Linked DNA regions of Mus musculus: all the other regions are linked to region 1. Evidence: chromatin loops called from intact Hi-C (ENCODE). Cell type or tissue: left cerebral cortex. All regions are shown on one strand. Each heading gives the region's core, and the rest is flanking DNA. Links, peaks and the distances in the headings are about the cores only.

Region 1 (10,230 bases), core at 2,519-7,518:
CACTCACATGCTCACACACATACACTAGCACCAACATGCACACACTACACACAACACACACAACACACACTACACACAAAGAAGACTCACCTGAAAGTCTTAATTTCCTGGGATAGCAAAGAGTGGGTTGAGCCAATGGTTCGGTAGACAATCATCTGTCAATGTCTAGACTAAGCAAGAAGAGTGCTGTGATTGATTAGCCATGTCTGTCCAGGCTGCAGGATTAGTGATGATTCTACTCTGAGTCTTGCTCTCTTAGCCCTGCCATCCCTGGACTGGGTGGCCTCTTACAGACCTGAAAGTGGAGGGGAACTAGAGGTGGGAGACAGTCAAAACACCTCTGTACCCGGAGCTGTAGCTGTAGGAACATCTGCTCCAGTTCACTGCTTTCTAGAAGACTCCAGCTTCCCTGTCCCCCAGAGCTCTTGAGTGATTGCAGGCCTCCCTAACCCCTCCCAACTTCCTGGCATCTGAGACTTGGGAATAGCCATAGGAGCCTGAGGCAAAGCCAGGTCAGGGCCTCTGTGTGTGTCTGTGTGTGTGTGTGTGTGTGTGTGTGTGGCCTGCACAGTGTCAGTCATGTTAACAGTGATAGTCACTTTCTTGCTCTGGGCAGTGGGGATGGGAAGGAGGTGCCCAGCTGATGAAGATCTGCCATGTTCCTGTGCAGAAAGAAATGTGCAGCAGAGGCCCTTGTGGTCAGAGCAGGGGCAGAATCCCGGCACCACTTCTCAGCACTGGGGCCTTAAGCAGGTCACTGCGTCTTGAGAGGCCCTCAGAGCCTCAGTTTCCTCTCAGTGGCCAGCCCGTGATAACTGAAACTTAAGTCATAACAGAGCTGACATCAAGTGAGGTGACACAGAGAACTTAATGTCTGCTCCCTGCAGGCTCAGTGGGGGGACTGGTTCTGTCAGAGAAGGAGAGCCCCAAGTGCCTTGTCTAAGGCTGGACCAGCCTTTCTTTGCATATTGTGTGTAGGGGTATGGGGTGTGCAGAGTCAAAAACCTAGAATGTGCCCAGAGGGGACAGAGCGCTTGACTTGAGGGCACTGCATGGCTTTGAAGGCATCCTGTGCCCAAAGGACAAAGAACCCAGATATAGCTGCAGTCCTCAACCTAGTGTGGGTGGGGACAGTGGTGACCTTTCTCAGAGCCAGTGTGTGTCATTCCTCTAGAGTAGCATTCAGTCCGGGGCAGAATGTCAGACACAGCCAAGTGGGGCTGCCTTCCAGGAACCTGAAAGGCGGAGGCTATACTTATTTTTCTTTAACCAACATCAGCAGTGGATGCTTCCGTGGACAGGGTGGGTGCTTGGGAGATTGGGTCACTGAGAAAAGAAGCCCCATCCTTCCAGAGACCTCCAGAATGGAGCCACAGCACCTTGAACCGCTGGCCTTACGGAGCCTGGTCATGGAGTGCTCGCTGCTTCGCTAGAGGAAGCAGGTGTGGGTCTTTCAGAAACCTGTCTCCTAAGTATCTCTGCTTGCTCAGTCCCTTAGCCCAGCAGGGAAGGGAGGAGATTTCTTGTCCTCCCATAAAAAGTCACAGGCTCGGGAGGTGAAAGAGCTTTCCCGAAGCCCACAGTCAGGAAGGCCTGGCTCCCAGCCCACCACCCACTGGAACCCGACCCTATGCGGATCTCCTGCCTGCTCAGGGCCTGTCCTCACTGCTTGCTCTCGAGAAGGACAGCTGGTCCCCAGCAGCTGCCTGAAGCTTCCTCACTTCTCTGGCTCCTGTCTGCCTGTCTTCCAGCCTCCCCTGGAGTAGACCACCGAAGAAACAGTTGCCCCCTCCCTCGCCTGCCTTTGCTTCCCAGGTGGTTCTCTGAGCTTCCATGACCTCTCCTTTAAGATGAGGAGGGTGGAGGTCGACATCAGAGCTTCCCTTACCTCATTCCCCACCACTACATCCTACCCAACTCTCAACTAAGACTACATTTAAAATGACCTTTGAGCTCACTTAGGTCAGCCATTAGATAAGTAGTTTAACTCCATCATAAATAAGACCTGTGAGCTCACCCTTGGTCATTTTCCTAGACCAAGACTTCACTGTGAAAATGGAAAAGGTTTGCACAGAGGCTACCTGAAGTCATTCTTTTCACCCGTGGGACACGTATCACTCCTTAAGGACACTGTCCTAAGTGGCCGGTACCAGCCAGGCCCAAGATCCCCCAGTTACAACTAAGGTTTCAGTCTCAGTACCTTAGCCATAGCATTCACCCTCGTCGGTCCACTGCATGAGCACATTTGGGGTATGGGCTTCAAGATGCATAACTGTCAGCCATCCTGGCTGAAGGGGAGACAGGTGTGTGACAGTGACACTGAGGGGACTGGAGTAGAGTGAGTGAGTAGTGTCACTTGCCAACTACACTTTGCTGGACCTTTAGCGGTGAAAGGGCAGGCAGTCTGACCCAAGGGCAGGCCAAGTCACAGCTGTAGCAATATGTTCAGACCTCAGACTAGGAGGCAGCGAGCCACCCAAGTGAGGGGCTTGGGATGTGGGCTAAGAGCAGTGGGAGGAGGGGGACAGGCTAGGAGAGGACCAAGCTCCATGACCTCTGTCCCCCTAAAATTCTAAAGCTGCTTGTCTTAGGGTTTTACTGCTGTGAACAGGCACCATGACCAAGTCAACTCTTATAAATGACAACATTTAATTGGGCCTGGCATCAGGATCAGAGGGTCAGTCCATTATCTTCAAGATGGAAGCATGGAAGCCTCCAGGCAGGCATGGTACAGGAGGAGCTCAGAGTTCTACATCTTCATCTGAAGGCCACTAGGAAAAGACTGGCTTCCAGGCAGCTAGGATGAGGGCCTTAATGCCCATACCCACAATGACTCACTTCTTCCAACAAGTCCACACCTCCAAGTAGTGCCACTCCCTGGGCCAAGCATATTCAAACCACCACACTGCTGGAGGAATAGATTGGGGTGGTACCCTAAAGTCTGGCTTCTATGTTTCCTCTCTCTCTTTCCCTCCTTCCCCCTCCCCACCCCTCATTCCCTCCCTTCTTCCTTCCCTTCCTCCCTCCCTCTTTCTTTTTTCTTCCTTTCCTTTCCTTTCCTTTCCTTTCCTCTTTCTTTCTTTCTTTCTTTCTTTCTTTCTTTCTTTCTTTGTTTTTTTTCTTTCTTGCCAGAGCAAGGTTGTCCCCCTGGTCCTGTTTCAAAACACAGCCTCCAGTCAAGCTATGGGCAGAGTCTCCCAGCCCTGCTGCCAGTCCCCCTCCCCCCTCCCCCAACTCGCGCTGCAGATGTGCATGGTGATTGAATCATTTCTGCACACCGTTGCTCACACAGCTCCCCAGAGATGTGCTACTTGCCTGTGCAAGCTGTCAGGAGATGTGTGTGCTCCAGTGCATCTGGGCCAACAGCCCATGTGTGCACATACCAGCTATGGAGAGTGCAGAGGGGTACGTAGATGTGTGTGCCGTGTGAAAACACCTTTACCTGGAGACGCTCGGGTTTACTCGCTAGGCCTGAGAAGTGGGAAAAGAAAACACAGTATTTGTAAGATGGTTGTGAGGTGCTCTTCCCACACTGGGGTGCTCCGAGTGCCCACTGTACAGTAAAAATTCTCTACCCCTGTGTCCAGGGAAAGACCCTATATGTAAGACAGCCAGATGAGTTCTCGCCTGTTTGAGGCTTCTGTCCACTGTTTTCCACTGGTGTAGCTGAAGAGGTTGGCTTCTTAGTCCCCCTTCAGCTCTCTGCAGTTCATTCTCCAGGAGGCTTTAAGTGCACGGGGCCAGCTTGACCTGAGCGTTGCCAGGAGATGATACTGTCAACAGAAACTTCTCCCAGCACGACCACCCCTGGAAATCGGGAAGACTCAGCCTGACTACCATGTCACCAGCTAAAAACTTCCATACATGTAATGGTCTCTGGTCAGGCATAGCTTCAAGAGAGGCAGTGCCTGGGGCGTTGGGCCATCTGGCAGGGGGTTGGTGGAGTGGTGGAAGAGGCTTTCCGGGAGTTTTCCAGGCTACGGGCTCCACCGCTTGGGCAGAACCTTTGGATTTTAAAGTTGAATGTGCTGCTCCTACTGAGGTGGAGTTTCCAGGCAGCTGGAGCCCTTGGATTCTGGCGTTTGGCAGGCTGCCAGAGGATGGCTAGCCCAGGCCTTCATTTTACAGATATACAAACTGAGGCCCAGCTTCTTGCCCTGTTCACACAGTGGGAGGGTAGCAGAGCAGGTACCCACCCACTGTAGACCCCCCCAGGCTAACTAGAAAGACACAAGGACAGGGATGGCAGGACCACAGAAAAGTTTCCTGATTGAGTCCACACTTAATCAGAGGGCAGCAGACTGGAAAAGGCTACCAGGTTGGTACCAGGTTCTTGGTTGGTAGAGAGCCAGGTCCTGCCTGGGTGCTAGAGCTGCTTCCACTGATGGTTTTGTCTAAAGGCACCTGGAGGCAAACACAGCTGAGTGGTGCTTCTGTGGCAGTGGGGCGACCTCTGCTGGCCGCCAACGGCTTGCCGCTTCCTGACAACAGGGTGCTGTGATGGGGTTCTGGGTGGCCTTGCAAACCACTGGCTTTGGACCAATGGGATGGAACAAGGGCTTCATTTGGGACCCAGCCATGGCTTGAGATAGGAGTACGCAGGAGACTGTGGCCACCGGTCTTGGGGGGACATGGAAAGAGCAGCATGCTAATGGCTAGAAAGGCAGAGGTTTCTAGCTTAGCCCCGCTGGCAGCCTTGCACTTCATCTCTCAAAGGCTTTGCCTCGGAACTGGGCAGCCAGTGAAAACAGTGTGTACAGAAGCCAGGCTGTCCCTTCCATGCCCCACCCCCTTTTCCTGCCTGGTGCTAACCTCTCCTCAGGCCCTAGACCCTTAGCTTTCAAGTCCTTGCACCTTGCAGTGTGGAATTCAGGCCTGCCATCTCTGTTCATTCCTGTGTTATTGGCCCCCATTCTCTACTATTGATACAAGCAGTTTCAAAGTGACACCTCAACTAAGTATAATGTTTCAAGAAGCTCAAACAAGAGCTTCATGGATTCAAGGCCAGCCTGGGCTACATACAAAGACCCCATCTGGAAAAAATAAATGTAAAGGAGTGTGCTGTGTGGGCCTCTTTCTTCAGCTTTTATTTTATAAATGAAAATATATAATAGCTAGATAACTGTAATACCAGCACTGAGGCAGGAGGATTCCCCATGAATTTGAAACCAGTCTGAACTACAATGAGATTGTATTTGGGGAGGAGGGCAGGGACTCCCTCTGTTGTTCCTGTTGTCTGTAATGTCTCCTGACAGTTACCTCTCTGATGTCCTATGAGTCTCACAAGTGTTGGAAGCCCAGCCAGGTCACACCTTGATTCCATAAGATGGAGCCCAGACCTGGACAGATATAGACCATGTCATCTAGGACAAAATCATTATGGGTTTTGGGTTCCCCAAAACAAAATCAAATGGACTGTCAAGTTGGGAACAACTTTGCCCACAGGTATCCTGAAGACCTTTGAATCCAGAGACCCTGTGGAGGTTAGCCTGATCTAGAGTGGTACTGTCTGTCTCTTTGCTATTTGCCTCCTGAAGTGAGGCCTGGGGTCTTGACAGCGTTCATAAGGGAAAAGCAGCCTTGGGGCTGAAAGGTTGCTGACCAGGGATGTGCAAGCTCCTCATACTTGCTAGAAGCTTCCGTGGGTGGGCAGAGCATCCTTAGGCTACCGAAGATATCGATATGTGCAAGCATGTGTCAAGACCTCTCTGAGTTCCTGGTCCTAAATGGCATGGCCTTCCTGGAAGATCCTCCTTGGAGGCAGAACTTGGTGGAGCCACCAGTGACTCTTGTCTCCTATCCATGGAGAAACTGAAGCTTTGAAGCCAGGGACGACTGCACAAGGCCCTCCTGTATTTTAGAGTGCAGGACACCTTCGAGCTTTTAAAATGATGGAGAAGGTAGAGGTGTTCAGAGGACTTGAGAGTCTGGAGTCAGCATCTGGCCCTCAGGATGCTGTGGTTTGTCTAGAGTGCCCCCTGCTGGCTGGTATGCCCATGGAGGTCTTTTCCTGGTTGGTTACAGGCTCTGAGCTGGGTGCTGGTATTTCAGGCCTGGGGTTTCTTTGTGCTTCCTTTCTGGGTCCCCAGCCAGTCACTCGGATGACCTGGATTTGACTTTCTGGGCTTCTTTGGCTCACTACCCTTGTCCTAGCCAGCTTTAGAAGTCAGCCACACACACACACACACACACACACACACACACCGTATATGTATGTGTGTTTGGCTGAATATATATATATATATCTCACATGCACACCAGATACCTGAGGAGCCAGAAAAGCGCGTCAGATCTCATAAAACTGGAGTTACAGATAGTTGTGAGCCATCACATGTTGCTAAGAACCAAACTCAGGTCCTCTGCAAGAATAGCAAATGTTCCTAACCATTGAGCCACTTCTCCAGCCCTAGAAAACATACACTTTACAGGAATCCTGGCTGCCATTATTTGCCCATGTTTAGAGTGAGATGATCATTCACAGGCCAAGAACCAAGATAACCTGTCCGATGGTGTTCCATGGGTCCACTTCTACCCCTTATCTCTGCCTTCCCTGTGGTTTATCTCTGTGTCACTGGAGTGCTAGCTGAGGCTCTCTGCAAGTATGCAGAGAGGAGGAGACAGCCTCTGCATGAGGCACCCCGGAAGGTGCCAGGGTGTGCTGCACCCCTCATAGCCTCCAGCAGGGACCCCCTAGGCACTCCCCAGAACCTGTCTCATAGGTTGGAACAGGGAACCCAGGATTCTGCTCTGGCTCTTACAGGATCAACTGTAAACAGAGTCACAGTTTCCTCACCTACAATGTGGGAATATTGCAGTCTCTGTCAGACTCTGATTGTCCTGCTTCAACCATCCAAATGCTGCGATTATGAACACACGCCAAGAGTCAGTTCACGAGCATACTGCTGGCCCCAGCACTGGGGATCTTGGGATTCCCGGGCAAGCAGAAGCACAAGATGGAGCAGATGGAAACACAATGTGGGGATGGGTGTAGGGATGTGGGGATGGCTGGACCAATGGTCTTAGTCAGGTTACTATTGCTGTGATAAAACATCATGACCAAAAGCAACTTGGGGAGGGAAGAGTTTATTTAGCTTCCATACACTGAGTCACAGCCCATTGAGGGAAGCCAAGGTAGAAAATCAAACAGGGGTGGGAGAGGGCTGACACAGACACAGTGAAGGGGGCTGCTTACTTACTGGGTTGCTCTTATGGCTTGCTCAACTTGCTTTCTTATAGAACCCAGGACCACCTGCCCAGGGGTGACACTACCCACAATCACCAACTAAGAAAATAATAGCCACAGGATCTTCTATCTATAATCCAATCTTTTTCTTTTCAATGTATTTTTCTTCTGTGTGCATTGATGTTTTGCCTCCGTGTATGTCTGTGTGGGGGTGTCAGATCTTGAAGTTAGACAGTTATGAGCTGCTGTGTGGGTGCTGGAAATTGAACCTGGGTCCTCTGGAAGAGCAGTCAGTGCTTTTAATGAGCCATCTCTCCAGCCCCCTACAGCCAGATCTTATGGAATTGTGATGGTTTGTATATTCTTGGACCAGGGAGTGGCACTATTTAGAGGTATGGCCTTGTTGGAATAGGTGTGACCTGGTTGGAGTAGGTGTGTCACTGTGGGTGTGGGCATAAGATCCTCACCCTAGTGGCCTGGAAGTCAGTCTTGCAACTAGCAGCCTTTGGATGAAGACTTGGAACTCTCAGCTCCTCTTGCACCATACCTGCCTAGATGCTGCCATGCTCCCACCTTGATGGTAATGGACTGAACCTCTGAACCTGTAAGCCAGCCCCAATTAAATGTTGTTTTTTATAAGACTTGCCTTGGTCATGGTGTCTGTTCACAGCACTAAAACCCTAACTAAGACAGAAGTTGGTACCAGGGACTGGGGTATTGCTGTGATAGGCCTGACCATGCTTTTATTTGAAAGAATGTGGATTTGGGGACTTGGGATTTGGAAAGCAGTGGAATGCTTTAAATGGGGCTTAATGGGTCATCCTAGTAGGAATATGGAAGACTTTGTTGCTGGGAGTAATTTGAACTGTGTTGACCTGGCCCAAGAGATTTCAAAGGAGAAGAATTTCAGAATGTGTCATAAAGACTGTTTTTGTGGTATTTTGGCTACTTTTTGCTCTTGTCTGAAAAGTCTGCCTGAGGCTAAGGTGAAGAGTCTCAGATTAATTGCATTGTCAAAGGAAGTTTCAAAAAAGCCTAGCAGAGACTTTGTTTTCTGGTTAAGTCTTATGAAGAGATGTTTGAACAAGCATAGCAAGCTTAGAAAGGAAAAATATAAAATATATGGTTCGAAGCCGGGCGGTGGTGGTGCACGCCTTTAATCCTAGCACTTGGGAGGCAGAGGCAGGCAGATTTCTGAGTTCGAGGCCAGCCTGGTCTACAAAGTGAGTTCCAGGACAGCCGGGGCTGTACAGAGAAACCCTGTCTCGAAAAAAAGTGTGTGTGTGTGTGTGTGTGTGTGTGTGTGTGTGTATTAAAGTGGTATCAGGAAGTGAAATAGAGCAAAATCCTGTGTTCTAGGAGATTAAGGGAGTGGGACCTTGGGGCAAGCTCCTACCCAGCTAAATTTAGATCCAGGCATGGTGATACACACCTTTAATCTCAGGAGACAGGCATGCTGATCTCTTGTTCAAGGTCAATCTGCATAGCAAGATCCAGGAAAGCCAATCTTAGGTAGTGAAGGAGTTGGAGAACAGAAAGCTGGTGATAATGTAATAGTACAAGCGGGTCATGTTCTAGTTCCTGCAAGCAGCAGAACTCTGCAGTTTCAGCCATGTGGCTCTGGCTTTAGAGTGAATAATAGAAGGGACTACTTGGACAATCAGTGCTGGCTAGCTGGAGTTAAGAAATTAGCGGTGATTAAGAAGAGACCAGCGTCACTGAAGTGAAATCTTCTGGGAAGTGATTTCTGTGAGCACAAAGAAGCTGTGTTCCAGAGAGCCAAGGTTGTACCTCCTGCTGCAGCTGTACTTGGTAATGGGAAAGAGTCACTAAGGTGGTACTGGTTTTGAAAGCATGAAAGGATTATGAAGAGCAGCTGAGGCTTGGCACTATGAGAGGCCGTGGAAGGCCAATGGTGAAGGTGCAGCCTCAGTTGAAGTTGATGGCCCAGGACTGAAGGGGTCATGCAAAGGATTTGAGGCTTGGCACCATGGAGAGAGCCTATGAGAGGTTATTGGTGAAGTCTAGTTGGAGTGGAACACCCCAGTTTATTGGAGATGTCAGTACCATGGGATCTGTACCAAGAACAACAGCTGTAGTGGAGTGGATCAACCTGAGCTTAGAGTGCTACAGAGGGCTGAGCTGAAAAAGCGATGCCAGCCCTTAGGAGGAGCCCAAAAGATCAAGTGGAATCCCAGACACTGAAACAAGAAGCTGTAACATTGAAATTGCCTTGGAGACTCAAAGATGTTAAAAATGCCAGAGCCATGGGATACATGCTGAGGAAAACTGCTAACAGGGAGTGGAACTAGCCCAGGAGAAAGCAGTTTGTTGCAGTCAACAAAGATGAAAAAGGAGTGGAGATCTGAAGACCTCTTTGACATCAGCCATAGAGATGCAGAGTTTGGAATTTGCCCAGCTGGTTTCCTGCCTCTCTTTGGGGATTACAGTTAAGTGATTGAATGAATCTCAGAAGAGACCTTGAACTTTGGACTTTTAACATTGTTGAGACTGCTATATACAATGAGGACTTTGAAAGTTGGACTAAATACATTTTGCATTATGTTATGTTTAAGTATGCCCCCCCCATAGACTCATGTGTTTGAACAAGTCTATGGGGGCCAACGAATGAAATGTGATGGTTTGTATATTCTTGGACCAGGGAGTGGCACCATTTAGAGGTGTGGCCTTGTTGGAATAGGTGTGACCTGGTTGGGGTAGGTGTGTCACTGTGGGTGTGGGCTTAAGACCCTCACCCTAGTGGCCTGGAAGTCAGTCTTCCACTAGCAGCCTTTAGATGAAGACGTTGAACTCTCAGCTCCTCCTGCACCATACCTGCCTGGATGCTGCCATGCTCCCACCTTGATGGTAATGGACTGAACCTCTGAATCTGTAAGCCAGCCCCAATTAAATGTTGTTTTTTATAGACTTGCCTTGGTCATGGTGTCTGTTCACAGCAGTAAAACCCTAACTAATACATGGAGGTTTTTTTGGTTTTTTGGTTTTTTTTTTTTTCACTTGAGGTTTCCTCCTCTCGAATGACTTTA
Region 2 (10,230 bases), core at 3,141-8,140, 110 kb before region 1:
AAGGCTGGCATGGGTGTGTCTTAGAAGACAAAAGGAGCTTGTGCAAAAGCATGCAAGGAGTTGTATGCATGCGCTGGTGGCTCTCCTGGAAGCCACTAAACATGGAGCGCGTGAAGACAGGTTAGGGCAGGAGAGTGTGAGAAGCCTGCATATGTGAGACGCCTGAGCTCTTTTACAGGGAGCCGGTGCTGCAGAATGAAGGCAGGAAGTCACTGTGCTCCACCTTGGCATGCTGAGTTCATCTCCCCAGCTGTCCTTCACAAACCGGTCCCAGCCTGCTGCTTGGCAGAACTCTAGTTGTAGGGAGAGGGCGCTGCTGCAGGAAGTGGCCCACCTTTTAAGCTTTCTCTGTACTTTCCATGCCTGTGGCCCAGGGGAAGCCACCGCCTCTCTCTGTAGCACATCTTAATCACTCATCGAAATGCCATGGTGAGGATCAGAGGATGGCACGACAAGATGACACATCCTAGCTGGGTATATGATGGCTCACAGCTGTAATTCCAGCATTCAACCAATGCAGAACTCTTTGAGTTCAAAGGCCAGTCTGGGCTATATGGCAAGACCTTGTCTTAATGTGCCCCCAGCCTCTCAAGAAACCAATACAGATGAGACCCAGAAGGCCATAGTTCTGGGAATCGCACACTGGCACATCGGCTTTCTAGTGTTCGGAAAAGGGAGAAGAATCTAGTTGGAACATAGAGGTTTTGTGCTAGAGGGTCCAGGCTTTCTGTGCTAGATCAACTATCTACTCCTAAGATATATAGGTACAGAGCTGGGCAGGACTCCAAGGTTCCTGCTCAAGCACAGGTGAAGACTAATTATGTCCCCACTACTCACTGACCTAGAAGGGCTTAGACAGACAGAGACCAGTTCTTAGCAGGTCTTCCTGAAGCGCTCCAAAGGTCACCTCATCTGTATCATCCCTGGTAATGCGATGAGCTCGGGGTGCAGCCGGACCTGGAACCCTACCCCAGAACATCCAGGTAATCTCTGTGCTCTTCCATCAGCCTGGAGATACCAGGTTGGAGACATGGAAGGAGAGGGGAGCGGTGAGTTCCATTTTCACATGCCTTTTGGCTCCAGAGCAGAGAGGCAGGAACTGGCACCTGGTGGCAGCCTGGTCCGGAGGCCATATTCACTGCACGCTGCACAGATCCTCCCATCAATGCCTCCCTCTTGGCCCTTGGAATCCTTGCTTCCTGGGATTCAGACTCGGCCCCCACCTCAGTCTTGATGGGTAGGAAACTAGAGGCACTTAAGCCTGCTGGAAAGGTGGGTGTAAGCAGAGCCTGCATTCCACAACCCCCAGTCTGGTGGGTTCGGAAGCTGCCTTCTGAGCCAGGGGGAATACAGGAACCTGAGTCGACTTGACAGAGTGGACTTTCCATCTCTGTTTCCACCCAGGCCCTACTGCTGCTGAAGCTGAGACTGGGAACTCAGGGAGTAGACAAACACCAAGGCTTGATCAGTGTTATGAGACTTAGCCTTTAGTTTACAGAGGGCTCAGAAAGGGAGAACAACTTGCCCAGGGCTACACAGAATTTCTGGATAAGAATGCAGAGTGGCTGGCTAACAAGATGCCTCGTTAATGAGAGTCTGAGCAGCATGTGGACAAGATTGACAGTTCACTTTCCTCTGGAGGGGACAGTAGTGTCCCTAACTGCAGGCAGTAAGTGAATGTCATGATGTCCTCACTCAGCACACAGTAGGCACTAAATAAACCATCCCTTCTAGGACTCCAGAGGGGGCCAGCTGGCCCAGTAACCCCTTGAGCAGAGAAACAGAGATAAGGAGGGCCTGGGAATCCCAGTGCTTCAGGTGTGGGCCCTCAGAAGAGGCCTGGGTGTGAGTTCTTAGATTTACTGCCCTCAAGCTGTCATGCTTGGTGGGCGGGGAAGGCTGAAAGCAACATGGGCTCTGTCCTGCTAGACTCCTCCAGCCTCTGCAGCTACTTCTGGATTTCCAGGTGTACATGTAGGCTAGAAATAAGGGGTTGGGTACCAGCAAGATGGCTCACCATTGGTACACCCTATCAAGACTGAGGATCCAAGTTCAATCCCTAGGACCTACATTGGTGGAAAAAGAGAAATGATTCCTCAAAGTTGTCCTCTGATCTTCATGTGTGTCCCTCCCCTCAAATAAATAAATAAACGAGATGTAATTTTTTAAAGAAAGGGGATGGGACAGGCCTTCTTCTGGGCAGGAGCTTTTGAACATGAATGTTCACCATAGGTCACCATTTTCTCCACTTCTTAGAGGTGACTAGCTCAGGTTACTTACAAATTTGGAGAAAGACCCACAGAGCTGAGTGCCCTGACTTGGTGGTCATCAAGGGAACGGGAGCTGGCCCTGCTGTTGTTTGGGTCTATTCTTGCATCTTAAGGCTGACAGGGGCTTTGGTGCTGAGGACGGTGGTGGCCTCCTGGGTGTGCTGATGCTGTGCCTGAGAGCAGGATGCCTGTGGCTTCTTCAGCAAACTGATTTCTCATCTTTCAAGTCCAGCTTTCCAGGATTTCTCAGACTGCCCTGCCCAACCCGGGCCATCCACAAGCTGGGGTGGAGTCGGGGGAGGTATTCTTCTTGTTGTTGTAAATGTACTGGGACCAGGCCATTCCAGTGTCCCTAGAGGTCTGGAAGTGATTTCATGCCACCCACTTTCCCCGGGGATACTCAGCTGCCACCTGTGGGTGGGTGGTGGAGCAAGTTGCTAACAGTTCATCTCTTGTGACAGGTCCGAGGACTGAGGCCAGAAATGAGCACCGCCCCCACCCCACCCCCACTTGCACCCGAAAGCAGCAGGAGTCAGAATTTGCCTCCAGAAAGGTAGCTTCCCCCCCCCCCCCCCGCACCCAGATACCCTTGCCCAATGTCCCTGTGGACCTGAGCTGCAGTCTACCCTCAGGAATTCCAGGCTGAGTTCTCAGCTGCCAGACAGTCACAGCTTTGAGAATGGATTCAAAGCGAGCAAACGCATTTTGCCTTCTTGTCTTGGTGATGGAAGGAGTGATCTCTCTGGCCCTGAAGGAGTTCAAGCCGAGGTCAGATCAGCCAGCCCTCTGAAGGATATTCTAAACTGGGGGTCTGTGATGGGGGGAGCTGTCCGGCCGGCTCCCCTGTCGGCCTGCGGTGCGCTCTGATCACCACCCAGGAGGCTCAGGACTCACGAGTCTGCGTGGCACGTCTGCGCTCCCCTGCGGACCTCGTCAATCAAACTGCCGCCTTGGCGAGGCCAAGACTTCATCCGCCCGCCCCAGGCCCTGAGAAAGACCCCCGCCCGGGCTGCCTGCCCAAACCCGCCCCCAGCGGTGTCATTGTTCTCTGACGTCACGCGGCGGCTCCGCCCCTCTCCCCCCACTTTTCCTCCCCACCTCCGGTTCCCCCGGCTGGCGGCCAAGCAGCCTCCGACGACCCGGCAGTGCAGGGCTCCCCCCGCGGCCCGGCCAGGGCTGCGCCCCCTTGCGCTCTTCCCAACTTGCCTTTGTTATTCCAGCTCCCTTCCTCGCCTCGCCTCCGACACCGTGGCTGCCTGCAAAACGCGGAGCACGGAGTTATCGCCACACCTGGAGTCCCTAGCGGGCTCAGACCCAAGCCTCCCCCGCCTGTCCTGAAGGGGAGCGCGTGCGCGCGCGCGCGCGCGCGCGGGTCCAGCCTAGACGCTTGTTGTCTTTAGGACTACATTACCTCTAATCGAGAGGCGGGTGGGGTTGAGGAAGGGATGTGGAAGAGTAAGGGGAACATGTGTGGTATGTGTACGCGAATGTGAGAGGTAGTGCACGGGGGAATGCCTCGTGTTTTGTTTTGTTTTTAAACGTACCGGGGGTGGTGTACACTATATTTGTGTGTTCAATTGTATGACTCCAGGTGCACGGGCATAACTGGGATGGAAAGTGTGTGTACAAGTGTGTGGAGGGGGTCATGCGTGCTATGAGAAGTATGCGTGCCATGCTGTAAGGTAGGCGCAAACCCGTTTGCCGTTTGTGTAGGAGTTTCTGTGTGAGTGGTAATGGACAAGAGCCAAAGGGAGTGCGCACTTGGATACACTTGGGGGCCGGTCTGTGAGGGGAACCTCCGCAAGTGAGCGCACCTAACTGCTTCGTGAGTGCTCTTCGCCACTGTAGGAGTGGAGCCCAGCCCTGGGCTGTGGGCTTGGTTGGGTTATTTCCACCTCTGCAAAGCGGGAGCGCTCGGCTCTCAGCGCCCCAGGCGCTCCCTACCAGGCACTAAGGCGTCCTTGCTCTTAACTTCAAGTAGTAGTGGGTATTTATGGTTCTCGCTGCACCTCTCGCTCTTTCTCAAGATGTCAATGGAGGCGCACTTTAGTCTCCCCTGCGTCACCGGTGGTAGTGAAGGTTAGGGTCCTCTCACCCTCTCTCACCCTGTTTTAGGAATAATCCCAAAATCTACATGGAAGTTTCGCACACAGTGTCTCATTAGCAATCCAGTCACCCCAATTCAGATAGCTGACAGCACCTGAGGTCTCAGTGCACTCCTGCAGGGGACCAGTAGGAAGCGGGGTACGCCTTCTGGAAGTAATTTTGCTCCTACCAATGTGATCCCTTCCTAGGCACATCAGTCTCTCCGCTCCAAACTTATGGGATGCGGAGAGGGGGGCGTTAAAGAGCAGCGAAGGGAGGCGAGAAGAGGGACGAGAGTGAACGAGCAGCAGAGGAGGGTGAGGGTGGCGCGGTGCCTAACAGGGTTCGGAAAAGAGCTGAGACCTGGGAACGGAGAAGAAAGGGAGGAAAAGAAGGGAAAGGAGAGAGGCGGAAAGGAAAGGAAAAGAGAAAAGGAGAGCGCAGCGAGCGCGCAGATGGAGAGCGAACCAAGGCAAGCAGAGCTGCGCGCCGGAGGCGCGGCACTCCGCTCCCGCCGTGACTCCGTGCCGGCTTTTGCGGGAGGCCGGCGGCGCGGGGCCCTTTGGAAATAGAATAGCCAATGTAATCTGACACTTCAACTTGCTCGGCTCCGGGCGAGTTGATTCACTTACTCACCCCCTAACGCCGAGTTCCTTTTCACTGTCTGTGGACATTAAAAAAGCGAGCGGCGGCGGCGGCGGGCGCCCGGGAGAGCAAGCTGCCGGCCGGGCGAGCAGCGATCCGGCTGCAGAGCAAGCGAGCAGCGCCCGCGCAGCGCGCTGACCCTAGCCCCGGCCGGTGAGGAGCCGGAGCCGGAGTCGGAGCCGAGTGGATTTCCGCGCTCTCGCTGCGCTCCTCCCGGCTCCAGCCTGCCCTACACGGCGGTGGCGGCGGCGCGTCCTCCAGCGGTGGCAGTGGTGCTCGCAGCGCCCGGTAAGTTTGGGGACAGAGCCAAGCGCCCGTTAACACCGAGGCTTCCACCCGCTCCCGGCGGATCATCGGGGTGCGAGCGCCGTGTACTATACTAGGGCTTTCCTCTTAAAGGTTTAGCTCTGGCCGGGCGAAAGAAGCCAGCCGTGCAGGCTCGGCCCGCTGCTCTGGCCGCCGGGGGCGGAGGCTCTGGCCACCAGCGAGCGCCCAGCTTGTGTAGAGCGGCTCCGGATGAGCGCGGGGACCCGGGGTTCTTCGGGTGTACGGGGCGCCGGTGCGGTTGTGCGCTCGGACTCGGTGCCCGCCTCCTGCCGGCGCGCCTCCCAGCCGTCGCTCCGATCAGTCGGGAGCCAGCCGGGATACGGATTCGGAGGAGGGAGGAGAGGACCCGGGAAGGACTGGCTGCTTCTCCCTTGCCTCTTTTGGAAAGATGTGAAGTTGTGCTCCTGTGTGCGTAGGAGAACCTCCGGGAAGGCGCTGGATTCTAGGGTGGCAAGGGTTGGTGGTGTTAAGTTGTGCCTCCGAATTTCTATGGAGAACACACTTTTGTACATGGGAGATGGGGGCGCGGTTAAGTTGTTTTGGGGGGAGAATAGCCCAGGGAAACGCGGCGCGTGGCTGAAGCAGGACACGTTGAAGAGATGTGTCGAGGCTTCTCGTTCGGGCTTCGGAAGCCGAAGGGGCTTTCAGGCCAACGCCTGGCCGGGGCTGCCCCAGTCGGGAGGCGAGCCCAAGGGGAAGATGTGTCTGTGTGTGTGTGCGCGCGCGTTGCAAATACGAAAGTAATTTCCCCGTGTTCTTTCTTCCTCTCTGTCTCCGGCGGCGGTGGCCCCGGGGGAGTGGGAGGCCGACCCGGGAGGAGATTGAGGGGCCGGGCCGGAGCTGAAGCTCGGTCCGGATTGTGGGAGGGAAGCTCAGAAAGCTTGTTTCACATTCCTGGCGTCAGGGCCAGGGAGAAAACAGTGGGGAGCACGGCCTCGGTGTCGCGGTGCAGGCTGCGGGAGCGCGTCGCCCCCTGGCCGGAGACATCTGTCCAGGAAGCTGGCCAGGCGGGGAGAGGGCGCGGTGCAGAGGGCAGGCTCCCCGCCCTGGAGCGGTGGGGGCGCGGGAGAGGGGCGGCCTCCTCTCCCGGCCATTGTGCGCCAGCAGATTTTCACGGGAGACTGCCCCGAAGCCGCGGGAGAAGGCCAGGAGCCGGCCACAGCCTCCGGTTTAAAAGACACTCCAGGAATGTAAACAACCCGGGCGGGAGGGCTAGCGGACAGGAGCGCGCCAGGACTGCGGGCTTGGGCCCCCCACCCTCCCCCGGGGACAGCGGATCGCCGCGGCTACTCTGCCCTTCCCTCTACCTGCCGAAAACTTTTCCTTTCTCTGGTTTACAGTTCCACCTTGTGCCTCCAGCCCGGAGCAGGGTGAAGGGCCTCTCCCACAGCCCGGGCTCAAGGAGCCGGGCATCCCGGCACCCGACCCGGGAGCCCTGGAAGGCCCGGCGGCCAGATCTCTGCTTCGATGCCGAGACCTCGGTCAACGTCTCCCCCGGGAACTGCAGCTTCTTGGGCTGGCAGTGCTAAGAGTAACTGGGGCTCTGAGCCTGCCCGCCTGGATTGCTTGCTCGCGTTCTCCCGCCCTCCTTCCCGCGGCTCCTTCCCCCACGCTCTCCCCCTTCCCCTTTCCCCTGACTGCTTTTCCAATGCCCTGACATGAGGGAGGAAGATTTAACTTGGCAGCCCAAACAAATGTTCTCTCTGAGATCTCCAAGAAGCTGGCTGGCGGCTGGGCTGGCGGGGTGAGTGCACCGCTCGGCCAGCCTTTCCCTCCTCTCTGCACTGCCAGGGACATTTGGAGCCCCGTGGGTGGACAGCCCCGCGCATGGACACTGGGGACCAACCCCCCGGATTTGGAAGGGCGGTCTGTGAGCTGCGCCTGTGGAAGCCCCTGCCTTGGCGTTACATAGAGAGCCATTGGCTCCAGCTGCCTCCTGGTGCCAATGGTTTTCTTAAGCAACAGTTTGCTTCTGCTGCAACCTGGGAACTGGGCCTGGTAGACCAGAGGGTTGACTAGTGCAGTCTCCTCCCTCCCTCGTGGGTGTGAGGACAGGCTGGTTACACAGGGCAGGGCAGGAGGCCAGAGGCTGGTCCCAGAGGTGCCTGGTTTTGCTTATTATTGTTTTTTTGAAGGTACAGATAAAGGGATGGTGGCTGGGGCTGGAGAAACAGGCGACTTGGTTGCTGGTGAATTCCGGGGCCTGCCTCTCTATGCTTGTGCGGTGACTGGAGTGTGGAAGAGTTAGTTGCCTGTGAGCTTTTGGGAAGTTTAGATGAGGGCGCAAGCTCATGGCCTTTCTTATCCGGACTGGTTTTTTAAGAGGTCCAAAGAAGGGGGAATTCCTGGCCCCAGAGCGAGGCAGAGGGCTTGTGAACACCCCGGAGCCTTGTGCTGACCTTTCCCTCTTCAAGAAGAGGATGTGGAGACGCCAGCATCAAACAAAAGGCACATTGAAAGCCCTATCTATCTGCCTAGGAGCGTGTGCAGCGAGGAGTGCAGTTAGAGGGAGATGGTGTTGTCCTCTGAGTTTTATGGGTTTTGGTTGTTTTGTTTTTCTCCAAAGGACAGAAGCATCACTGGCCCCAAGTCACACGGTTAGGAGACCTCATCTTCTCATACGAATCAGAAGTTTAGTCTTGGGAACTTGGGAACTGGGGCTGGGGGAGGAGCTATAGAGTTTTCAAGACTTGAGCTGCAGTTGTAAGACTTTCTGAGTACTGCTCACAGTCTCACAGAGGGGACTGGACTTATTTTTAAAAAAAAGTTTAAATAAATAGCCTTGTCTGTGCAGAAACGGCTGCTGGCTTCTTTGTGGGGACAAAATGTTCTTTTTTTATTTTTTTCATTCTAAGGGAAAGTCAGGGAGAGGGATCTAGGGCAAATGAAGAAAGACCTAGAAACTGGGGTTTGGCTCCAACACCCCCTCCAACACACACACACACACACACACACACACACACACTCTCTCTCTCTCTCTCTCTCTCTCTCTCTCTCACACACACACACACACACACACACACACACACACACACACACACATGTAACACTTCCCTAGCCATAGTAATCCCACATTTTCATCCCTGGCTACTGTTTAAATGACCCAACATGGCATAGTTGTCCACAGGTTCACTCCTATCAAGAGCTGGAAGGACCCAGCTGAGAAGATCCACAAACCTGAACTTTGTATATGTCCTCTGGGGGCAAGGGGAAGCTTGGATACCTAGTTTCAGCCCCAGGTTCATTGGGTAGTTTTGACCCAAGTCTTTGGGTAAAATGTTGTAAGAAATCTGTACAGCAGAGAGTGAATTTGGGGAAACATCTTTGGGTATGGTGGCATGATACCAGCATGGTAAGGCCTGCTGGGATAGTGACTGGGTCCCATAAATTTTCATTCATAGCTGCTCCTGTGGGTCCTTGCCAGGCCCCTGCCTCTCTTGCATCTTTATGAGATTCCTAGGGTTTTGTGTAGATAACAAAGGCTGCTGCCCTAATTACCCCTGACCCTGACCCTGTGGCTGCAGTTTCTCCTGGTGACTACTGGATCCTCTCAGCAGGACACAGTGGCCTCTACCCAAGCCCTCTCTGGGGGTTGGGGGTGGGGTGGGGTGGGAGCATCTTTGTTCTGAAGATACCCCGAGGCTGGGGTTGCCAGCCTGCCTGGGTGCATGAAGCCTGGAAGCTCCAGCCATGAGGCTGAGGTTAGGCCCTTCCTCATGGAGGCAACACACAGCCAACCTACCATAGACACTGGACAGGGGGAAAGAAAACCCTACCAGATGGCTGTGGCTTGCTAGCTGTGTGGGCCAGGAGGTCACTCTGCTGGGCCTCAGTCTCCTGATTTGTAAAATGGGTCCAAGCCCAGAACTCCTATCATCCTACATGGTTGAGGATGAGGCAGATAAAACATTTGAGTCTTCATCCTGAAAGTTACGCACACTTTTTGTGCAGAATACGTCTAGGACCAGATTGGGGTAAGGGTTGCTGGAATCCTTTTCCAGAGGCTGCTCTATTATCCTTACCTCCCTGTTAGCTTACAGCTGACTGGTAGCCTCAGCTTGCCTGCTTCCTGTGATATGATGCTTTGGGCAGCATCTGTACTTAAGGGCGGCCGTGAACGAGTTGCAGGCCTTCTGAAAGCCTGATGAACTTTTGGGCTTAAAATGCTTTGGCCTCTCCCAACCACAGACTCATTTTCCCTTAATGACCGTGAGGTCCGAGTCCTGTAGGATCTGTGTGTGCCATATCATAATGTAATGATGTGTACATGGGTGGTGGGGAGCACCCTTCCAGTGGCTGTTTCCAGCCTAACTGAGATGAGAGGAATGCAGGGGTTCTCTTCCATCGGCTCTAGGCTTGCCTCTTGACACGTTCTTCCCTTGAATTGTGTTCAACCTGGGAGGAGCTGCGTAATGAGGGTAGGGATCAGGTCGGGGATTCAGGACTGACTGACTATTCATGTGTTTAATGAGAATCCACAGAGCAAAGACGGTGGCCCACGAGGTCCAGAACTATGCAAGATACTCTTAGGAGCTCTTGTCCAGCAAGGGCTGAAAGACCAGTCCAAATAAATAATTACCCACCAGCCTCTGGCTGCCTGCCATGTGTACATGAGAAAGGGTGTGGCCATAGCCCCTTCCTTTGCCGGGTAATGGTCCATCTAGAATCGTTTTTTCCAAACTTGTTTGATCCCGTTAACAACAGTGTCAGCTACTGTATGGAATTACTTCCATTTAACAGAAAAGAAAACTGAAGCTCAGAGAGAGGTCAAGAGCTTGTGCCTAAGCCAGGACTCAACTCTAGGCCGTATAGATCCCTACATCACAGTGTATTGATCAACAGCCCCAACTATACAGGGATGTGCCACAGAAACCTGTGTGGACCGACCCCAGGGGTGGGATGA
Region 3 (10,230 bases), core at 2,922-7,921, 340 kb before region 1:
AAGTCTATCATTCAACAGCAGCTCCACAAGGCTGGGGACGTTTGTCTAATCTGTTCCCTGGCATGTCTTCCGTACTTTGCCTACAACAGACTCTCAAGAAATGTGTGTTGGATATTACAAATCAAATAGAAAATTTCTACCTGGGGGTTAAAATATCTTGTTTTTTCTGTCTTTCTGTCTCTGTCTCTCTCTCTCTCTTTTTATGTGTGTGTGTGTGCATGTGTGTATGAGTACGTATTTATATGCGTGTGAGTGTGTATGTGTATATGAGTGTATGAGTGTATGTGTGTATATAAGTGTGTGTGTGTGTGTGTGTGTGTGTGAGAGAGAGAGAGAGAGAGAGAGAGAGAGAGAGAGAGAGAGAGAGCGCACATGCACACTTGGTAAGCACTCTTACCAAGGAGTCATACCCCCAGCCATGTTGTGTTTTGTTCAGTGTTTAAAGACAGAGTCTTACTAAGCTACTTAGGCTGGACTTAAACTTGGGAGTCTCCTGCTTCTACCTCCCTAAGATCCAGGATTCCAGGTTGAATCCACAGGGCCAGGTGCTTAGTCATCTCTAAGACTCCTCTAAAACTTGCCAATGCCTCCTTGTGAGCAAGGACAGAGGTAAGAATTCAGTGACCTTGCTTTAGTTTATGGTTAGTTTTTGTCTCTGTGGCAAAATGCCCAACATGGTCATTTGATGGAAGGAGGTCTTATTTGAGCACACTGTTTCATTAGGTCTTAGACCATCTCCAGGTGACTCCAGTGCTTCTGGGTCCACGTGTAATAAGACAGAACATCATGACAGGGAGCATGTGGTAACACAGAGTGGCGACCTCCCAGAGGACTAGAAGCAGGTTGTTTGAGAGAAGCCAGGGTAGATCTGCCTTTCAAAGGCATGACTCTCTTGAACCATTTTCCAGTCAAGATTCATCTCCCTGTTTTCACCCCCTTTAAGAAAGAGAACGTTCAGCTATGAATCCATCAACAGAGCTGTCCTCTTATGAGACCAGAGCCCTTAGAATCCCGCCCTGCCCCTTCCCACCTCTGAACGTTGTATCAGGAGCCACTTGGCACTCAAGACTTGGAGAAAAAGCTCCATGCCCAAACTTTAGTATTTTGCTGGGTTTGATTAATTGGTTGGTTGGTTGGTTGGGCTGGGTTTGGGTATTTAAGTATCTGGGTGATTAATGAATATTCCAGTTCTCTTCTTCTTTGAAGCTTGTAGGATGTGAATCTCTCAACCCACTTTGAATTTAGTCATTTCAAAGGTAGTTTGCTTTGGCCAGTGGGATGTGTTCAGAGGTGAAGTATGTCAAAGTTTGCAAGTCAATTGTCGTTGCACTCTCTAGGCTATTTTATTATCCAATTCCATGGAAGGACCAGAGATGCCTATGGAGGTGACACACAGAGCAGGGAGCAAACAGAGAGAACTCCTAAGGGCTGAGGCAAAAGGAGTCCTTATTCATATCCCTCCATGGAAGTACCCCCTCCCCTGCCTGTCCTGCCTCTTTAAAAGCTGGATCCACATGAACTCAGAGGACAAGGTCAGAGAGAGCATGGTCAAGGAGTCTCTTGATAGATGGAGGGCTAGATGAGATTTCTGAGGTCAAAGACCATGCATATGGCCACCTCTGTAATGCTATGTGTCTAACAAAAACCAAACAAACAAAACCAAAACAGCTTTTTTCTGTAGTAGCCTCTGAGGAAAGGTTTGATAAATGAATGAATGTAGGCTGATCCTAAAAGAATGATCAGCACTGGGGACTCGGAAGAGGAATAAACCTGGCCTCAAATGCCACTTCACATGATATCGCATGTGTGACTTTGAGCAAGTCCCTTAAGGAAGCCGACATCAGTTTCCTCGAGCATGGAGATAATGAAATATTGATTAGTAAGATTGGTACTGGGGTGGGGGTTGGGTAAAAGATGGCAGTAGTGGGCTTTGCTTAACCCCTCCTTGTAGACAACGCCACATAGAGGTTACACAGTTCTGGAGCCACATTCACGCTTCAGTACTCATCTCACAGTTTCTGACCACGATGTGATCTCAGGCCAGGTCTTTCATTTTCTTTGTCACCCCCTTTATGGCTGACCGGATCAACAACGACGACGACAACAGACAAAGCTATCTAATTCCCAGGCAGTTAGCATTCAAAGAGATGTGCAAAGCCCCCAATATGGAACAGTCTGCAGGCAACTTTTCTCACTCTAGTGCAGATCTGGGCTTAGGCACCATAGCACAGATACAGGCTGGGGTCCTCCATCAAGCCTCCTCCAACAGCAGTGTGGTTTGACAAATGAAGCTGCACGGGAATGATAATGGGGGATAATGGGTTAGTTTGTTATGTTTCCCAGGGTCAGGCTCAGAGCTGAGCCTGCTGTCGGATCTCTGGGGACTATGCTCCAGAGGAGTTGAGAGCAGGTTGCCCCCGCTCCTTGATGCTTTGTGCAGATTCTCCACAAACCAATCCTAGGCGTGTTAATACACACTGCCAGCCAGTGGGTCAGTACTGAATGACGGCCATAGGCAGCTCCTGGCCTCTCCAATTCCCTCAGCTGCTCCCCTCAAGAAAACCCCATCCACAGCCCCAGCTCCTAGCCCCAGGCTCTGATCAAGAGATTATTCACAAAGAGGTATCTAGACATCTTGTCTTCTCCACATCAGGAAGTTGTTATCTCATTCATTGATACTTATTGAGCACCCTCTGTATACCAATGCTTGGCAGTTTGCCAATGCCTCTTCCTTTGGTCTTTCCAGACACTCCGTGAGTCATGCATTGTTGACCTTGTTTCCCAAGCAAAGGATTGAGTTTTGGAGATGGTAATTAAATTGCCCCAAATCACAGAGAAGATGATGTAAGTCCTAATTCAGACCCCAAAGCCAGTCCACCATCTACCTCATTCATTGCCCTTCCTTATTATACAGAAAGCAAAGAAAATCTACAAAAATGACAAAAGACCATTTAGGGGGGATGGAATGTTTTTATATGTGGGATTTCAGATACCCCACAAAGAGCGGTGTTGCTAGAGGATTGCTCCTCTGACTCTGCGTCAACTAGCCATTTGGAAACGGTCATAAGTCAGCAAGTCAACATTATGACATGAGGGCTCCTCTCACAGGCAAGTGTCTGCCTCCCTCATTAAGGGCACGCAGCAGGTTAGACACTGATAAGCTCCATCTGGAGAACTCAGCCCTACAATTTAGGGGACACCAGCAACTTCCCCATAGCACAGGGAAAGCTTCTGATCAAGGTGGGGTACCCTCCAAGGGCTTTGCCATGCTGAGTTCTCCATGGGGGGATGGGAAGGGCTTCTGGGGGAGAACTGCTGTCACTCATCTTCCTGGCTATCCATCCCTTCCCTCCTGCAACCAGGTACTATGCCTTAGCCTTAGCCCCAGCAGCTCTCCGGCAGGTATATGACACCACCTTTCTTTCCTCCCAGTCTCCATTTCCCACTCTGTCCTGCAAAGTTAGAAGCTGCGGAGACAAACACCAAGGGAAGCTTTGAAGGGAGGAGCTGGAGCCATTTGACCTTGGAACCCCTGGGCAAAAACACTACTCTAAAATCTCTGACAAAGGGGCAGATGCAGTCTGTGTGACCCCAGTAGGAGGCAGTGGAGCCAGTGAGTCAAGCTTCTGGGGTCCACTGGGGATGCTTCAGGAACAGAATGGAGATTCTAGTGCTCCCCCAAACTCAGAGATCATCCATTGCAAGTAGCATCTCCCAGGGGGGACACCCCACAAAGGGATAGCAGTCCCTTTCCTAGCAACCCCAGCAGCTCAGAGGGCTAGAGGCCACAGAGTTCTAGAGATCAGGAACATCACAGTCTATTCTTGAAGTCTAAGGAATCTGGAGCCATGACCTTGTAACTGGTGTTTTACAATGTTAACAGTTTTTTTGAGATGGCTACTCAAAAAAGAAACGGTGTGCAAAATTGAACAGACAGGTCTTTTTCACTCTCTGTTCCATCTCTCCGTACCATGACATCTTCCACTGCAAACCCCAAGGGCACTGAGACACACACCATGTGCCTTTGGGAGTATGTCACTACAGTTAGAAAACAGAGACAAGAGCTGGAACTTCAGCCCCACTGACCTGACTTCAAGCCCCACACGGCCATTAACACGAGGTAGAGTCTGTTATCCAGGAAGACGCTCATGCAGAAATAGGTCCCATGAGGAAGGCTACCTTTGAGGTACTCCTAGAGCTGATGTGAGGTGACACTGGTCAATCACTTTGTTCGGCCTTGACCCATGGGATGTGTTTCATAGACGGTAGCTATGCTAATTAACATAGGTACAATAAAGTACAAGCCCCCTGCCGATCGTGTGAGGGACAGGATGATAATGACGGGTGATCAGGCTGCCAGCTATGACTCTCAAGTGTCTGGCTCTCAGGAGTTCAATGTTTCCTATCACACTCTGTCACTGACGCTTCTTGTCCAGGAATGTGCCCACCCCGTGTGGGACCAAGAGAGAGCAGAATGGCATCTTGTGATGGGCCAGGTACCCACACCCTCTGCTCAAGGACTTTGCTGAGAGCTAAGAATGATCATATCCATTTAACAGATAGGAATCCAGAACTTTCCTGAGGACCCAGAGTTGGACAGGGGACAGTTCAGGGACACAGGCCTGGCTCCTCAAAGATATAAGCCCAATGCCTCTGCCTCTGAATTAAATCCTTTGCCATGATCCACAGATACTTCTAGAAAAGAATTATCATGCCATTGACTGACTTCCCAATGATGCACAGATCACTCCAGAATCCAGGACTTAATGCATGGAGCTTTCCCCACAGGCCTGAGTCCCAAAGATGCTGCCAGCAGAGGATGCCTTAAACCTTCCTCCTGACAGTCTCGCTGGCAGAATCCCAGAACTGCAGTGCTGAGGGACCTGGAAGAAGTCTTTGAAGTCTCCCTCATACGGAGCTGCAGAAAGAGGCTTGTTGTCTTATGCAGAGAGCAGTTGAAGATATCAAAGGGAAGATAGGATGTTAAATTTGAGTGATCAATGTTTAATAGTCAGGGTTGTAAGCTGTCACGAGGGATGCAGTGGGTGGGAAGCCTCACGTACTGTAGGATTTGAGATGACACTGCCCCGGGCTGTGGAGGAGCCCTCTGGCATCCCTGTAAATAGGGAGGACAGATCAAGAGGTACAGGGGTGAGCCCACACTCCTCTGCCTGGCTGCTTATGTGGGGGGCATTGCATAGAATAGGGATGTTTTGGGTGGAAGTAAACCCTCAGATTCTGACCAAGCAGCAACCAATCATACAAATATTGGTCTCTTCTCAACAGGACGGTTAAGGGCCCCCAGAAAGGTAGAGAGGGGTCCACCTTGGATTAAGGAGACCTGAGGATCCAGCCCTTGTCAGGGATAACTTCAACATTGCACTGAAACTTCTCTGGGCAGAAATAGGAGGCTGCATGGACTCTGGGAGAAATGGATGCTAAAGGGGGTGGGACCTTCCTCTGTAGGACAGTCTCAGGGGCAGAGCCTGCCCTTCTGGGTCTCCTAGCATCTATGATGTCTGTTGCCATTCACAAGAGCTTGGAGGAATGTCAGCTCCCTTGCTTTGTGATATCCAGACCCTAGCAGATGGGGTGAGCTCCCCCAACCCAGGCCCTCTGTCAGTCACCCTCACAGGTTGTTCTGTGGCAGGGAACACGGCTCCCTCTGGTCCCTCCCCTGGAGCTCATATGCACGGCTGTGGAGTGACAGGGCTGAGGACCAGAAGGAGCGAGCTCCCTAAAAGCTTTCTTGGCTGAAGAGCAAGAGACAGGCTGGGCTGTCCCCACAGGCAGCCCTCATCTGTTCCCAAATTCGGGCATCCCCAGAGAGCATCAGGAAGGGCTTGGAGGAGTGGAGATGCAGACTGACTGACAGAAGAACAAATCCTGAAACTCCAGCCCCTGTGCCTGGCTAGGCAGGGGCCTCCAGACCTCACATGGCTGCCTGCCACCTCCTGAGCAAAACACAATTTCACGACTCTTTGGGGGATAAAGGATTTTATTTACCTCTTTTCAAAAGCTTCAGAATTCTTCCTGAACATCAAATAACTCCTGGCAAACACATCCTGATGAGTAACACGAAGTGAAATAGAACCAGATGGGCTGACTCGCTCTGGGCTTGCGCGGGAGGGGGAAGGGCGGATCTCACTCACAGAGAGGCTGGGCTGTGGGCCACAGGAAGTGCATCAGGAGGGGGGCACAGCCTTCCAAGCAGGGAGGGGACAAAGTCCCCTGGACTTTGCCGGAGATGGAGTCACACTGCCTGCCATCTGGCTTTGTTGGGAAGAGAAAAGAAATGGGGTTTCCGGCAGCCTGTTGGTGGCACCCCAGCAGTGTGGATCATGCCAAGCCTGGCATCTATGGCACTTGGGACCCAGGGGACTCTGAGACATAAGCTCCTGTGATAGGGAGATTGGATGGCCAGTGTATTTAGAATCCTCTAAGAACCTCCTGAGGACTCCGCGAATTATCCAAACAAGAGTGCTCTCTCTCTCTCTCTCTCTCTCTCTCTCTCTCTCTCTCTCTCTCTCTCTCTCTCTCTCTTGATTTGGTTCCACTCAGCTGAAACACACCATTTCCCAGCCTCTTTTCAAGAGGAAGCACTGTAGCAGCCCTGACCAGTGGGAAGCAGCTAGTGTCTAAGCCACTCCTTCCTTGTGCCATCCTTGACCTCCAGGAGGGAGGCTACAGCTGGAGCTGGAGTTCCACGGATGAGATGAGCAAGTCTGGTGGGGCAGGGAGCCTGAACCGCACATGCTCTGTGGAGCCACTGACTTATCCTTGAACATCTCTGGCCTTGTGCCTATCCGTGAGGATGTGCTGCTGTGGGGTTAGGCAGACGATATTAGGGTTCTCTGGATCCTGACACCAGACCAGTGGCTCCAGTCCCAGGGAAGCAGTCCTAGCAATCCAGACTGCATCAACTAATCTCTTATGCTCCAGAGACTCCCATGCCTCATGTAGCTGTCCCAGTTGCCTTAGGGGTCTCCTGCCCAACTCCTTCAGGAGGCTCTTGCCACTTCCACGGCAGCAGAGGCCACTAGCCCCAGTGTTCAGCCTGCCGCGCCCCCCCCCCCCCCGTGACCTCTCCAGACGGTAGCCTGTCTTTTAAGAGCAGAATGTTAAAACTGAGGGTACCGACCCTCTAGCTTATCTGGGTGTGGTCATCTTAACATGGGGTTAGATAAAATGAAACTTGTGTGTGGCAAACCAGGCCATGTTAGTCACCCAGGGTGGTAAGAGAGCCACATGGGAACTTGGAAAGCTTATCCATTGATTTTTTTTTTCTGGCATGGACTTTAACGGCAGGATCTCTTAGATGACAAACATCTGAAGCAGAACTTTTACATGTAAGGCAGACTCTGACGGGCCTCTTCTGGGAAGTCCTGGAGATTCTGCAGAGCACTGTTGGAAGTCACCGTGGCTGAAAGCAAAGGAAAATGCAGACAGCTAGCAAGCTGGGCAGAGCTGGGAACAGCAGCAGAGTTTGACTGCTAGTGGTTCCCAGCTCCTCCACACCAAAGGCCCCAATATTGGACACATGCGCTTCTTCCAGCAGATTCTTAATTGGGGCTCCAGGCCATCCATAGGCGAGGCTTCCAACCTGCAGCCCCGGCTTCCTCTCTCTGGCACTGTGTCAGTCTCCAGCCACTGCTCATGCTGCTCACCTTCCACACAACTTTCTCAGAGACTGGCCTAACTTTCCTGAAGGAACATGTCCCCTGACCCATTGCTATAGTATGTTCAAGCTCATATTTCCAAACCCCAGTCTGACCCTCAGTCTCTCTCCCCAAACTTTCATCTTCCCACAGACACTGCCCCACTGTGCCCCTACTTCTCCTCTGAGCCTGTGCTTGTGGCCCTGTGTGATGCTGAGACCATGTTAAGCTTTTGTGGCTCCGTCCCCTGCTCTCTTTGTCCCACCCCGCAGTCCTCCTCCAAGGCCTAACTCATCCTGCCTTTTCTCTGGAGCCATCCTTGGTGCCTTTACTCCAGGGAGTCTGGAGGGCAGTCAGTGCTGTATCCCGCAGGCTTTACCGTGTCTGCACGCATCCGGCTTGCAGTGTGCGTGTGGTGTACTTGAAGGAAGAGAGAGATCCATTTCCTGCGCATAAGATGCACACTCTATTTACTTGGATAAAAGAGACTGGTTAGCGCACATGTGTCCTGTTTTGCTAACTGTGCTCCCACACTCCTCATTTAACAGTAGCCTGTGTTCCTTCTGGAATTTGCCTCTTCCCCGCTGTGTGTGGTCTTGGTGGAGGGGAATTCTAGGCTTCTGCCTCCCATTATGAAAGCCAAAGGTCCAACTCCAGGCTCCTAGATCCCAGGGGGAGCAGGAACGTGCCTCGACCTCTCTTCTGGGAACACACATCTGCTGAGAGTCATTCAGAGTGTCAGCCAAGCTTCTGGGTTGCCAGCGACAGACTCCTGCTTGGTCAGTTTGAAGCAGCCAGGGATTTATTCCATAGAAGGTGAGGAAGATCACAGGCCTGGTGGATAGACTGGCAGATGGGCAGCGGCAAGACAGCCAGGGCACAGCTGGGCTCTTAGCCGAATAGTCCTCAGGACACCAATCCATGTGGTCACTACATGCAGGATGCCACCTTGCTTCCCATGCTGAGCACACAGCACGGATCTTCTTCCAACTGGTCATTGCTGCTGCTGCTGCTGCTGCTGCCTTAGCGTCCTGCCATCTCCAAGAAGAGCCTTGACAGTGTTCTACAACACTGCCTGCTACTCGTTTTCCCAGGTGACATGTAACTGACCCGCTGATACATATATGTCTGTGCCCTTCCTCAAAGGATGTACAGACCTTGTGTTACAGAGTCCTACAAAGGATGCTAGGATCGACAGTTCCGTCCACAGTGGAAGCATGACTTCACCACTTCCCTCACTTTAAGGCAGGGAATTCAACAAGCCTAGAAAAGAGGAATCCTCGGTTGACAGACAAGCAAGAAGAATGGGAAAAAAAAAAAAAAAGAAAGACACTGAATCCAGAGACTAAGCTGGAGGTCACCGTCTCAACCTCAGCAGCATGAAGACCAGATGTTCCCTTCTGTATGTGATGGTCACAGCTCCTGAGCTAGGTGATCAGAAAGGCCCAGGCTTCTGCCTTCCCAGAGTCTGCTTCTCTAGGTTCCTGTCACTTCTCCAAGCTCTCGACATCCTGCCAATAAATTCCTTTTTGCTGAAGTTAACCAGTGTTAGTGTCTGCCGCCTGCAGCCCAGCAATGCTGAGCGAAAGCATGAGTAAATATGGGTACTCACTGCTTATAAAACGCCAGGCCTCCCGATGGGCTGCAGGCCCATTGACCCCTCCCCAGCACCTTCTCCCTGGGGAAGCCAGGGGGGCCAACTGGCTGTGGGGATCCTGTGGGGATGCCTGTCAGGCTTCAGTCCAGAGCAGGGAGCCCCAGGAAGTACCACCATAGATAAAACTCAGTTGATTGTACTTCAGTGTCTTCCCTTTTAAGCCAGGTCATTAGGGTACATGCTACCAGGACAGAAAAAGCATTTCTAATTAAACTACAACACCATACACAAAAGGCTGAATGGAAAGCCACACTTCCACCACTGAATTCAGATGTGAAGATGTGTAGACCAGAAGAGATGCACCATGGTAAAAAAAATAATAATAATTAAAAAATAAAATAAGAGTTCGCTTATTCTGCCCCAGCCAGGAGACACTCAACCACCCAGAAGCCTTGCCTAGGTGACTTAATTCATTGCTAATTTCCCTCCGTAATTTCTGGAGATTGAAATATAATTACCATATTTTCTGGTTGAACAGACTGAAGAATACATGGGTCAGATTGTTTCCCCTGAGTTACAAATCAGTGAGGGATAGGCATGGAATTCAGAGATTCTTTACATACAGCTTTCTCTCTTCCCACTGATTCCATAACATCCCGTGTATTTCTGATACCCAAATAGGTTCCCCCAACCCCTCTGCTTCACTTAACTGTCATGTTGACTCTGGTAGAGCCTCTCTGCAATTCCTAGAGAGGCTGAGACAGGATCACCAAAAGTGCAAGACCTTCATGAGCAGCAGAGTGAGTTCAAGGCCAACCTGGGCTACTCAGTAGGACCCTGTCTCAAAATAATAATTTTTAAAAAGGTCAAGGGTATATCTCGTATCTCAGAGGTAAAGCTCTTGCCTAACATGTGCTGGGCCTCTGGTCCCATGCTCTGTACCTTACTTTGCTGGCCCAGCACCTGCTTGGGGAG

What was found. Peaks named below come from ENCODE experiments on the same cell type or tissue, not always from the same donor. Only the 100,000 strongest peaks of a DNase experiment are listed, where the experiment ranks them.
Region 2: a loop joins it to region 1, with 4 times the contacts of the local background. A loop is called at or near these places in 21 of 42 quality-filtered maps.
Region 3: a loop joins it to region 1, with 2.6 times the contacts of the local background. A loop is called at or near these places in 4 of 42 quality-filtered maps.

The regions. Positions count from the first base shown.
Region 1 is chr14:25,561,468-25,571,697 of GRCm38, forward strand. The region is part of intron 3 of Zmiz1 (zinc finger, MIZ-type containing 1); the gene reads left to right. Among named protein-coding and RNA genes, the nearest start is that of 4931406H21Rik, 20 kb to the right of the region's middle. In left cerebral cortex, for the core only: CTCF peaks have their summits at 4,457 (motif pointing left), 4,656 and 5,971 (motif pointing left); DNase peaks (open chromatin) are centred at 4,006, 4,444 and 5,974.
Region 2 is chr14:25,454,269-25,464,498 of GRCm38, forward strand. It overlaps Zmiz1 (zinc finger, MIZ-type containing 1), which reads left to right and starts at 4,917. Exons shown (of 24, transcript NM_001310666.1): 1 at 4,917-5,288. In left cerebral cortex, for the core only: CTCF peaks have their summits at 3,456 (motif pointing left), 4,459, 5,263 and 5,481; DNase peaks (open chromatin) are centred at 3,483, 4,064, 4,904, 5,216 and 5 more places; H3K4me3 peaks cover 4,721 bases; H3K27ac peaks cover 4,784 bases.
Region 3 is chr14:25,220,565-25,230,794 of GRCm38, forward strand. No RefSeq gene overlaps it. Among named protein-coding and RNA genes, the nearest start is that of Gm32379, 14 kb to the left of the region's middle. In left cerebral cortex, for the core only: no CTCF peak of the experiment used is centred there; DNase peaks (open chromatin) are centred at 4,852, 5,847, 6,129 and 6,700; H3K4me3 peaks cover 561 bases; H3K27ac peaks cover 2,124 bases.